Regions from separate parts of the Homo sapiens genome. Here region 2 is linked to region 1. A link is an interaction called in ENCODE POLR2A ChIA-PET data of the cell type or tissue named here. Cell type or tissue: MCF 10A. All regions are shown on one strand. Links, peaks and the distances in the headings refer to the core of each region. The heading gives the core; the rest is flanking DNA. Region 1 overlaps LOC105375158 (a long non-coding RNA gene). Region 2 has its middle 29 kb from the start of ARL4A.

Region 1 (5,387 bases), core at 175-5,174:
TATCCATAAGGATATTTATTACAGGTTTATTTATAAAAAAAGAAAAACAAGAAAAATCAACCTAAATATCCAACTTAAAAGGCTTATAAAAATATGGTATAGCTATATCATGAAAATAGTACAACTGAAAAAATGCAAACGGAAACATCGTGTAGACTAATAATCACTTTAATCATGTGGTATGGAAACACGTGAAATCAACCACCTTGCCAACCATATTGATATTAATAACCCAATTTTTTGTAAAATATTATTTAATAATTAATGAATAAGTAGATATACATCAAAATTAAAACTATCTCTGTGTCTAGAAAATAAGAAAATTGTGTTTTTTTTGTGGTGGGGGTTGTTTGTGGTTTGAGAGATTTTTTTTTAAATTTTCACAGTGAAAGCAGCTACTTAATCCAAAAAACAAAATATCTATGATACATACCTACATCTAGGGAGCAAGAAAATCCTGTTGTTTTCATCCAAACCACAGCTTTTAAAAAGCAAGACAAAACTTTAGGTGACAAATGTATCATAAGTATCATAATTCCTACCTTAGCACTGCCTGAGTAAGACTTCACAGGAAGTTTAGAAAGATAATCCAGAACTTCAAGACTAAAACTGTACCAGAAGAAATTAGATCTGTTGATATATATGTATTTTAAATCAACTACAATTATTCATTTATGTCCGTTCCCATTTGAAATAGCTGCACTGAGCACCTGAGTGGCTCTGGAGTGAATATGTGTAAGATCTTAGAAGAGGCCACATGTGTTTGTTCCTGACTCAGGCCCTCAGTGGCTGAGCTGAAATAGATGGCCTTCCATGGTGATTTTGAACAAAACAGTTTTGAATTGTTTTAATCCAAGTCATATATTGTGAACTTTCCACCCAAGGTAGACCATTGCTTGCGGACGTAAGAAACATTGATATTGAAGTGCAAATTAATGGGGCAGATACAAATAATAATTTTGCAAGTGTGTCTCCTGATTTATCAGATTCATAATTTGCATTCATCTCACCAATTTTCTTATTTAGCTTATTTCTTAGTTATTTCTTGTATTTCAAAAACATAGGAGAGTACAAAAGTACTGTATTCATTTTAGTCTTTCATTTATTGAAAAACTATTCTATCCTTGCCCAGAATGTGTTATTTGGATTTGCAAGAACTGGAAAGTAGCCTTAGCATTTTTTATCTTTTCATTTACAAATAAAAATCAAGAAATTATTTTAAAAATGAATTTAAGTGCAAAATGCAAGAATTACAAATACTAGCTCACTGAATCATTTTTTCATACCCTAACACATATTTCAACTCAGTGTAAATTTTAACATACAGTCAATCCTTAATTCAAACATAACAAAGCAAGTAATCTTTAAATTAATTTGCCAAAAATATTAATATTCTGCGTGAATATTTAATATTGAATACTTCTTTAAAATATTTCTTTAAAATATTCTACATAAATATTTTTTAAAAATAAATTTAAACATACTATTTGGCTATTTGTAAATAATTTTTTTTAATATTAGAAGGTATCTTTTTATTACACAGAAACTCAAATCAAGAAATAATTTTTAAATCCCTAAAAAGGGGGCAAAATATATTTGTAAATATCTCTCCTTAAAGGAAGACAATTCACTTTAGGAAGGTAGAAGAAATGAAACCCTGTGGAAACTGCTGCAGGGTAAGCTTCTCACACAGTAAGGAGGCAGGGCTAAATCCTAAACTCAAGAGTTCAGATTCTATTTCCTTAAGACCTTTGTGGTTTTATAGTCTGGCCAATTTACACAAAGAGGAAAACAGAAAACAAAGGTAGTCATTGCCCTAAACATTACTTGTGAAAATTTAGAGCCACATTTTTTCACCTTGGGTAGGAAGAAAAAAAAAGAAGAGGAAGAAAGAGACAGAGGGAAATAGAAAGCAAGCAAGCAAAGGAGCTTATTTATCTCCAGAAAATTCATTATTTTCCCAATGGTGGGTAAGCTGGAACAGGAAGGCAACACCAGTTTTATTTTGGATGATAAATGTTATCTTGTGCAATTTCACATATAAGGTGTGTTCCTTCTCCTGCCTACTAAGTTAAGGCATGTGGGCGTCTGAACATTTGGCTTAGAGCTAAAAATGCCACGCCGAGATTTGTCTTTGCTCTATAGGACTCAAACTGGCAGAAGAACATAAACATGGTATGTAAAACTTGGTGTTCCTGCTCCTCCTTTAAGACTTAAAACAAACAGACTGGAATCCTACAGCTGTGGATGACTCAGATCCACAAAGGAGACAACTTCAAAAGCAGCCTCTCTAGTCTCCCTTTCATCCTATCAGTAGCGAATTGATTAGACTGCTCTCCCATTATCCAAAGCATTCCACACTCTGTGGGCCTCACACAACCTTTGTGTGCTAGAGAAGCTGAGGCTCCCACACAAAGAAAAAGAGAGAAAGGTCACCCAGGACTGGCAGGTATGGATCTCATTGAAAGCAATCACAAAAATCACATTGAAAAAAATCTATGTAAATCAAACTAGATAATCTGTGCAATATCACTAACTGATTCATTTTCTTCACTTCAGATCTTCAAATCTTGTCCTTTAATATCTGTTTCTTGACATTTTATATGTAATGTACATATATAATGTATTGGAGAGAAAAGCAATTATGAAGGCGGCTTTTGAAGTCTGTGAGTCATGTGAAGTTACAAAGTTCAGTGAGAAACAGCTTGAAAATGGAAATTCAGTCAAAGATGAGTGATTCAACCTGGCAAAGCTTTGTTAATCGGTGCTTTAAAGTAACACAATGATTAAAATATAATCATTGTTTTTTAAATTTTTATTTCAAAATATCTTGCCACCTTCTTAGCATAAGGATATATGCATTTTAGCTGAATGGATGTTTTTCAAAATCTGTTTGTGAAGAATGTTAGTGAAACAGGAAAGGTTCCCTTGTCCCCCTTGGAGGGCGTGCAACAGGGTGACTGGCTTGCTTCTTCATTGCCCACTTCTCAAACCTCTAGGGGAGCATACAGACGGCAGGCTGTGAGGCTCCGACCCCACGTCAGTGTCTTGGGGTGAGTGTTTACAGCTGAAGCATCGGTGGGTGTGTGTTACAGGGTACTCTCTTAGTTGGCCATCTATAGGCGGCTTGTGTCAACCAGCTCAGTTAGACCCCCTTCCGTATCACAAGGACAGGGGGATTTCTGTATCCTAGGATTTCTTGCTTTGGTGTACTGGAAGAATCAGATCACATGTGGGCTTGGAGAATGAGTGCAAGGTTTTATTGAGTAGAAGTACCTCTCAGCACATGTGGGAGCCAGATGGGAGATGGTTTTCCCCTGGACCAAGTGGCTGGACTTTTCTCTGACTGCTCCAGCCAAACTCCATGTCCTTCCGCTGGTCGATGGCCTGCAGGTGCCCATCAGCGTGCTCGTCTGCTGGCGTGCTCTCAATGACCAGCCACTTGTGTCTTCTTCCCCGGATGTGTTCCTCTCCACATCTAGCTGCTTCTGTGTGTCTGCCCACTAGGGTCTCGGGTTTTTATCAAGATGGGGGCATGGTGGGCCAGGGTAGTCCTAGAAAATGCAACATTTGGGCAGGAAAGCAGGAGTGGCTGTCTTCACCTAGGCCCGTGGGGGTGGAGCCCTAGCCAGGGACCCGCCTTTCTCTTACCCAGCACTTCCCTTCCCCCTTCCATATAATTTAAAGGGACCATGCTCTTTCCTTCCCAGCACTCCCCTATCATTAGCATGGTTATTATGTAAGACTTGCTATGTCAGCAAATAAGTTTATTGTATCATACACGAATTAGGCAACTTTTATCGTCTTTTAAGATGTAAAGAATTCCATCATCATAACAAGCAATTCCGTGCAGTTGTGAACACACTCTCTGTTCTATGGCTGTGAGTTTGAAATGTCATCTATAATCTAAAGAATGGATGAAGTTTAGATTTCTTGGAGTTGGGCTATAATAAACTCAAGACATCATCATTCTCTGTAACGCTCATTCCTGGCTCTATGGTGTGGATACATAGTTACTGGATTTCTCAGGTGTTCCAGGAAATGCAATTTAAAGGAAAGGAAGAAAGGAGACATCTTTCTAGACAGCTTTAAGCTAGTTATTTTTCACATTTCTTTTCTTTGTTAATATAAATATTTCAAATACAAGATAAAAAAGGAGGTCCAACCTATGTGTATATGAAGCCATAGACGTACCACCAGATGCAATTCAGGGGTCTAAACACCATAGCTGAACAGGGCTGCCTTTGCACTTGACATAAAATGCAGATTATCTTCCAGTTCTACTGCCATTTTCTTTCCTTCTATTGATGAGTTTTCTATTACCTGCTGGACTATTGTGTTACTAGTAGTAACACACAGTTCTTTGTACAGAAGGACCATCCACAAAATAAGCAGTCCTTTAGCCGTTGCAAAGCCTGTTTTTAGAACTAAATACATTCTTCCCAAAATGTGAGGGTTTTATCAGGTTGGTAAAGGAAGAAGTAAAATATAGAGAAAAAGAAGAATATTCACTTTTGAGCCTTTGCATTCCTTAAATAACAACAGTCCTTGTTTCTCTCAATTCCATCAAAGCATATTTTTTCATTTATCATTTTAAATTCTGAATATTGTAAGCAACAAATGAGGAAAACTGGGGAGTAGAAGATATGGAATCTGTCAGTTTATTCCTAGATTTCAGGTGGAAAAATATGAAGTGACCTATTATGCCCCTGTATAAGGATTTTTGATTCTTCAAAAAGCCATAAAATTAATCATGATTAAAATTACTTTATAGTGTCAGATCTCTGGTATAGCATAAACAAATTTAATCTTTACTTATTGGTAGTAGTAGTAAAGCATAATGGGCCTTTTATATGGTGAGCCAAAAATATTTTTTTGTTAATATTTTCTTCTTTTGGATAACTTGGACTATTCAGTTGACATTTAGTCAGCTATTCTTGCAGTAATATAAGCCATTCTGTCCACTGGATTCATTCTCCTCTAAAGTGGTGTTTCACTCCAAATTGTGGGTGGTTCTGATTGCTAGTGTTACCTAACTGAAAAGATGACTTTTTCAGATAGCTAACTTTAAAAACAGATGTCTACACAAAAGTAGAGTAAATAAATAAACCATATAATAAGAATGGCTAGTAGCTACCTTCTAAAGTTGAAACAGTATTGTGCAGGAAAACATAAAAATTAGAATGCAAATAATTGTCTTTTGCTGATAGAGTTTAAAATTTAACAAAATAGACAAAAAAGCATACATGTGTTTACATGAATCTTCTTGTATACAGCAATGTGAAATTTACTTAAATCTCCTTCAACTTGTATTCATTTTGCTAACTCTGGATCAATATTTTAACATCAGCTTTTAAAAAGCAGATCTCAATAAATACTATCTCATC
Region 2 (5,387 bases), core at 334-5,333, 300 kb after region 1:
TGGTTTAATTAGTTGGACAAGGCTAGGATAGTTAAAAGTCCTTTTCCATACATGTGACAACCATTTTAATTAAACATACAAAGGGAGATGTGGATTAGACATCTGAAACCAGCGGAGATGTCAGGATGGAAGACAGAAATTTTAGACTCATCAGCATAGAGATCGTTTTTAAATTCATGGGGTTGGATGAGGTCAACAATGAATAGAAAATGGATAGAGAACAGAGACTGAAGCAAATCCAAAATGCTGTAGCATTTGGCAATTGAGTAAAGAAGTAAAAATTAGCAAAGGAGAACAAGCAGGAACAGCAAGAGAGGTAGAAAGGAAATCAGTTGAGTGTGATATCACAGAAGCCGAGAGAGTAGTGTTTCTAGAAGGAGTGATCAAATCAGCTCAATCTTACAAAAACAATTAAGATAAAAATATTAACACTTCTTGGAACTATTTGTATTTAGTTTTTCTTATCAAATGAATGTTATTTATACTGATTTTGACTGATATTAAGGTTTCATATCTAAAATAAAAATATAAGTCAAAAACTTTTTAAATGCCTCAGACAGACCCAATTGGCTTTAGTTAAGAAAAAAATTGGTTCAAGCCAGGTGCAGTGGCTCATGCCTGTAATCCCAGAACTTTGGGAGACCAAGACAGGTGGATCGCTTGAGCCCAAGAGTTTGAGACCAGCTTGGGCAAAACAGCCAAACCCCATTTCTATAAAAATATAAAAATTAGCTGGATGTGGTGACTTGCACCTGTAGTTCCAGCTACTTGGGAGGCTGAGGTGGGAAGATTGGTTGTGCCTGGGAGGTGGAGGTTGCAGTGAACCGAGATTGTGCAACTGCACACTTCAGCCTAGGCGACAGAGACAGACGCTGTCTCAAAAAAAAGAAGAAGGAAGGAAGAAAAAAGGAAAAGAGGGACGGAGGGAGGGAGGAAGGGAGGGAGGGAAGGGAGAAAAAGAAAAAAGCGGCTGGGCAAATGGTTCATTCCTGTAATCCCAGCATTTTGGGAGGCCAAGGCAGGAGGATTGCTTGAGGCCAGGACTTTGAGACCACCCTGGGCAATACAAACATCCTGTCTTATGCCTAGTGGATGTGTCTGTGTGGACGTGCACACACATTGGCTGATGAACCCCCCTTCCTGTTTTACAAACAGGCTCTACAAACAGACAAAATATATTTACAAAAAAGATACATCCATCTATACACACACATATATTAGCTGTCTATACAGCTATCTCTACAAACAGACAAAATATATTTACAAAAAAGATACATCCATCTATACACACACATATATTAGCTGTCTATACAGCTGTCTCTACAAACAGACAAAATATATTTACAAAAAAGATACATCCATCTATACACACACATATATTAGCTGGGTAGCCAGGTGTGGTGGTGCGTGCTTATAGATCTAGTTACTTGGAAGGCTGAGGCAGGAGGATCACTTGAGCCACAGAGTTTGAGTTTTCAGTGAGCTATGATTGTACCATGGCACTCCAGCCTGGTACGGGGTGACAAAGCGAGACCCCATATCAAAAAGAAAAAGAAGAAAACAAACAAACGAAAGGGTAGGAGCAGGTTGTTTTACAACAGTTTTTTGTAATAACTAAAATTGGTAGGTGTAGATTAGTCTAGGTGTGAGATTCTAAAAAGAAATGTCATCATGAATGTTTTCTGAGAGTCACTTTGAAGAAGAGTTAGGATATTGTTTGATGGATGATAATGAATGTCCATTCCAGGGAGGGGGTCTGAATGCAAAAAGGAAGACTTAAAAGAGGTCTGCACAGCTGGAGCAAAAATGATCCCCAAATAATTTTATGAAAACTGTTGCAAAGCAATAAAAGAGGCAATGGTGATTGTGCCAAGCGTATGCGGGAGAGAGCTTGTTGGGCCAGTGGAGAGAGGTGCTTACTTGTCCGGTAATATTTATCAGCACTTCCCCTACACCATCTAAATAAAAACAACGTGCTTCCTAAGTCAGCACTTCAAAGCAAGTCTTCTGACCCCCTAGTTTGACCAGACTGGCCTCCAAGCCCTACTTTATGCTAAGGCTGCTGTAATTAATGGGCCACGTTTCTTAGCAGATGCAATCTTGAACTCTGGAGACTACCAGATCTTGCTAGAAGCTCTGTTCTCCCCATTATTAACAGTGTGGCCATGTCTAGAGATTTAACATCTCTAAGCCTCTCTTCCCTCATTAGTGAAAAGAGGATTACAGAAGTGACTTCATAAAGTGATGCTGAGAATAAAATGAGAAAATGAGCATAGCATTTAGTATAGTGCATGTAATCACCATTCAGTAAAAGGCAGTTATTTATAGTTATTTGAATTCAAAATGTAATAATTATGTAAGATGCATTTGAGTCTGTAACAGGGTTTGAGGAGAACAGGAATACAATTAAAATCTCATGAAGATGATTGCTCCCAGGCTGGAAGGCAGGGGACTTACGCTGCCAACTGAAGCTCAGTGTCCAAATTCAGCCGTCCTTCCGCTACACCACTTCTTTCCTACAGCTGCCTGTGCACCAATGGTCATTTACTGACCGTATATATGTGTGTGTGTGTGTGTGCGTGTGTGTGTGCTATACATGGATGTGTGGGGTTTGTTTTGTTTTTAAAAAAAAAGAAAGAGTAGGTAGGTGTATGCGCCCCTGTGGTTCCAGCTACTTGGGAGGCTGAGGCAAGGGGATGGTTTGGAGACCGGAGTTTGAGCCAGCCTGGGCAACATAGTGAGGCCCCCTGTCTAAAATAAATAAATGAAACATAAAAAATAAATGAATAGATTTTTTCTAAATCAAAAAGCATTATTCCATTTTTTTCTCACTGTCATTGAAATTTTTTTTGGTAATAAATGGATTTCTGAGCCTGTTTTAAATGACAGGGTCTGTTGTTCAAAGCCCCACTAGCACGGTAAGCCATTAAACCAGCAGTTGTGAAGCTGCATTATAACACAGGGACAGTCACTCAGCTCAACACTTTACATTACAATAGGCAAGCCTCTGTGAGGCAGCTTTGAAATCCCAGAACTGTGGTCAAACTACGGACCTCCTGGAAGGACAAAGTGTTCTGTTTGTGTAGCACAAGGGTGTGGCTTTTGTAGCTAGTAAAATAATCTGAACACAAAGGCCTCCAGATCCTGCAGAGCACTCTGCAGTGAACTGACTCAGCGGAAAGCGGTGGGAAAGGAAGCTGGTTCTTAGATTTCAGAACCCTCCAAAGCTACACCCACCTCGCTTAGTTCTGACCCTGTGCAACAGGAAGGGGGTTTCATCAGCCAATGTGTGTGCACGCCCACGCAGACATATCCACTAGGCAGAAGACAGGATGAGAAACGCGGTGGGAAGGAACTCTAGTGGAGCCCAGTGCCGTCTCTTTGCAGCCTCTTGCCAAACTCCTGCTTTTTCTTCCTTTCACTGATGCAAAACCTAGTTGCTCTCATGGATTGAGGGAGGGAAGCCCTCTTATGATGTGGAGCCACTTTTAGCAACTGCTCTGAAAGAGGCTGCAAAATCAAACATCCCAGTTAGCATTGGGTGGATTGCTGAATATTGTGAAATAATCATAGAAGCTTTGATTGTCGATGTCCACTGGAGATCTGTGTGCCGGGAGCAAAATATTGGTATGTTACACATTTCATGTACGCAAATTAATTGGACAGTTAAAATCTATCAAAGGCGTCAATGGTAGGCTTTTTCTGTTTCTATTCACACACAGCCCCCACTGCCACCACCAATTTAGGCTTCATCTCAATAAACAGAATACATGTTTAGAAACTTATATAATTTAAAACCCTCTGATCCCTGAAAATTAAGAAAAAGGGGTCTGAATTTTTCATAATCAGTCCATATTGAATAGATTCCCCTCCTAATTGCTCAATTTTAATTTCATCAGATCATTTTGCCTAAAGACCACTTAGCCACCATCACCAAAAAAATGTGTAAACTTCTTGTGAAAAAGACTATACATATCAATGATCTGTGGAACTTAAATTCCAAGGAAACACATATTCAGAAAAAAAAATCATTCACTAGGATAAACCAGAAACACTATATTGATTTACCTTTCCTGAAACTACTAAAAAGTCCAGTAACTTAAGAACACATTTTTAAAATTTAATTCATTAAATTACATATAATACATTTCCAAAAAAGTTCAAAATATGCATGGACAGTTAGCAGAAGCTTTATTGTGAGATTTTTGCGAAAAAAAATTTATAAAGTTAACCCCAAAGCAACCTAATATGTTGATAGTCTCCTGCAAATTAAAATTCAATACACTATTGAATATTTTTATTATAGTTTTGAAAACAAAAGGTTAAAATACCTATAATTGGTAAAATATATGACTTCCCTTCCCTTCACCAAGATTACTAAATGTAATAGAGTGGGTTTTGTGTATGTGTGTTTGTGTGTGTGGTTTTTGTTGGACAGCGATTTATTTCAAAGCTTTTCTTTGTATAACTAGATTACATGACTCCTTTTCTAAATGTTCTGAAGGGCACAATTGGGAGCAGTAAAAGATAAACTGCACTGTCTATAATTATGTGATAATAGAACTCCAAGAAAGGTGAAGTTTCTTACAAAGTATATGGGAGTTAGAGAATATTTCTATCTACAATGTACTGTCCTTGAGAATGAACATTTGTCTTTGGAAGATGTGTATTCACCCAAACAGTGTGTACTGAATATGTAGTATACACTAGGCAGTGTTTTAGGTTCTAGGAATACAGTGGGGAACAAGGCAGAAAACTTTCCTACTCTCTTGGACCCCATAGCCCAGTGAAGGAAGACAAACATTAAACACATAAACAACTAAGTAAACAAGAAAATATCAAGTCATGGTAAGTGCAAGGAGAAAATTACAACAGAATGTAATTTTACTTAGCAAATAAAAATGCAGGAGACTGATTTATATGTGTGTGTGTGTGTGGATGTGGAAGGATGGCTGGATGGATAGATAAGAGAGTTCAGGAGAGAGAGACACACACATCAGGACACACTACCCCAAAATATGGCACCTTGGCATATTGAATATTTTAAGCTGAAGGAATTTGAGAAAATAGCATAAGCAGGAAGGTCTCTGTGAAGTTCCGCCTCCCTTCTCCCCTGAAGCAGATCATAAAACCTAGGAAGCATGTTCTGACCTTCCCTTGAAGCAGTGCATAAGATCCTTATGTGAGAGGTGCTTCCCTATTCCTGGAGGAAAGGAATATCCTTATCTCCAAGGACACAGAGTCACAGAGAGTAATCTGAACAAATAAGCCTTGACAAGTTTCTCCCAGCTCATTACATGTAGCTCATATCCCCTTTGTCCTATCATATTTCTCCATGACTTTCCACTCTTCATCAAACCTACTATGGAAAAACACTCAAGTTTAAA

Evidence for each region. Peaks named below come from ENCODE experiments on the same cell type or tissue, not always from the same donor. Only the 100,000 strongest peaks of a DNase experiment are listed, where the experiment ranks them.
Region 2: POLR2A ChIA-PET joins it to region 1 with 13 read pairs; 3 of 35 experiments call an interaction of 5 or more read pairs at or near these places.

What each region holds. Positions count from the first base shown.
Region 1 is chr7:13,014,464-13,019,850 of GRCh38, reverse strand. The region is part of intron 1 of LOC105375158 (a long non-coding RNA gene); the gene reads right to left. Among named protein-coding and RNA genes, the nearest start is that of ARL4A, 330 kb to the right of the region's middle. RefSeq lists enhancers at 2,110-2,725, 2,035-3,234. In MCF 10A, for the core only: no CTCF peak of the experiment used is centred there; DNase peaks (open chromatin) are centred at 1,770 and 2,110.
Region 2 is chr7:12,713,625-12,719,011 of GRCh38, reverse strand. No RefSeq gene overlaps it. Among named protein-coding and RNA genes, the nearest start is that of ARL4A, 29 kb to the right of the region's middle. RefSeq lists an enhancer at 2,751-3,418. In MCF 10A, for the core only: no CTCF peak of the experiment used is centred there; a DNase peak (open chromatin) is centred at 3,181.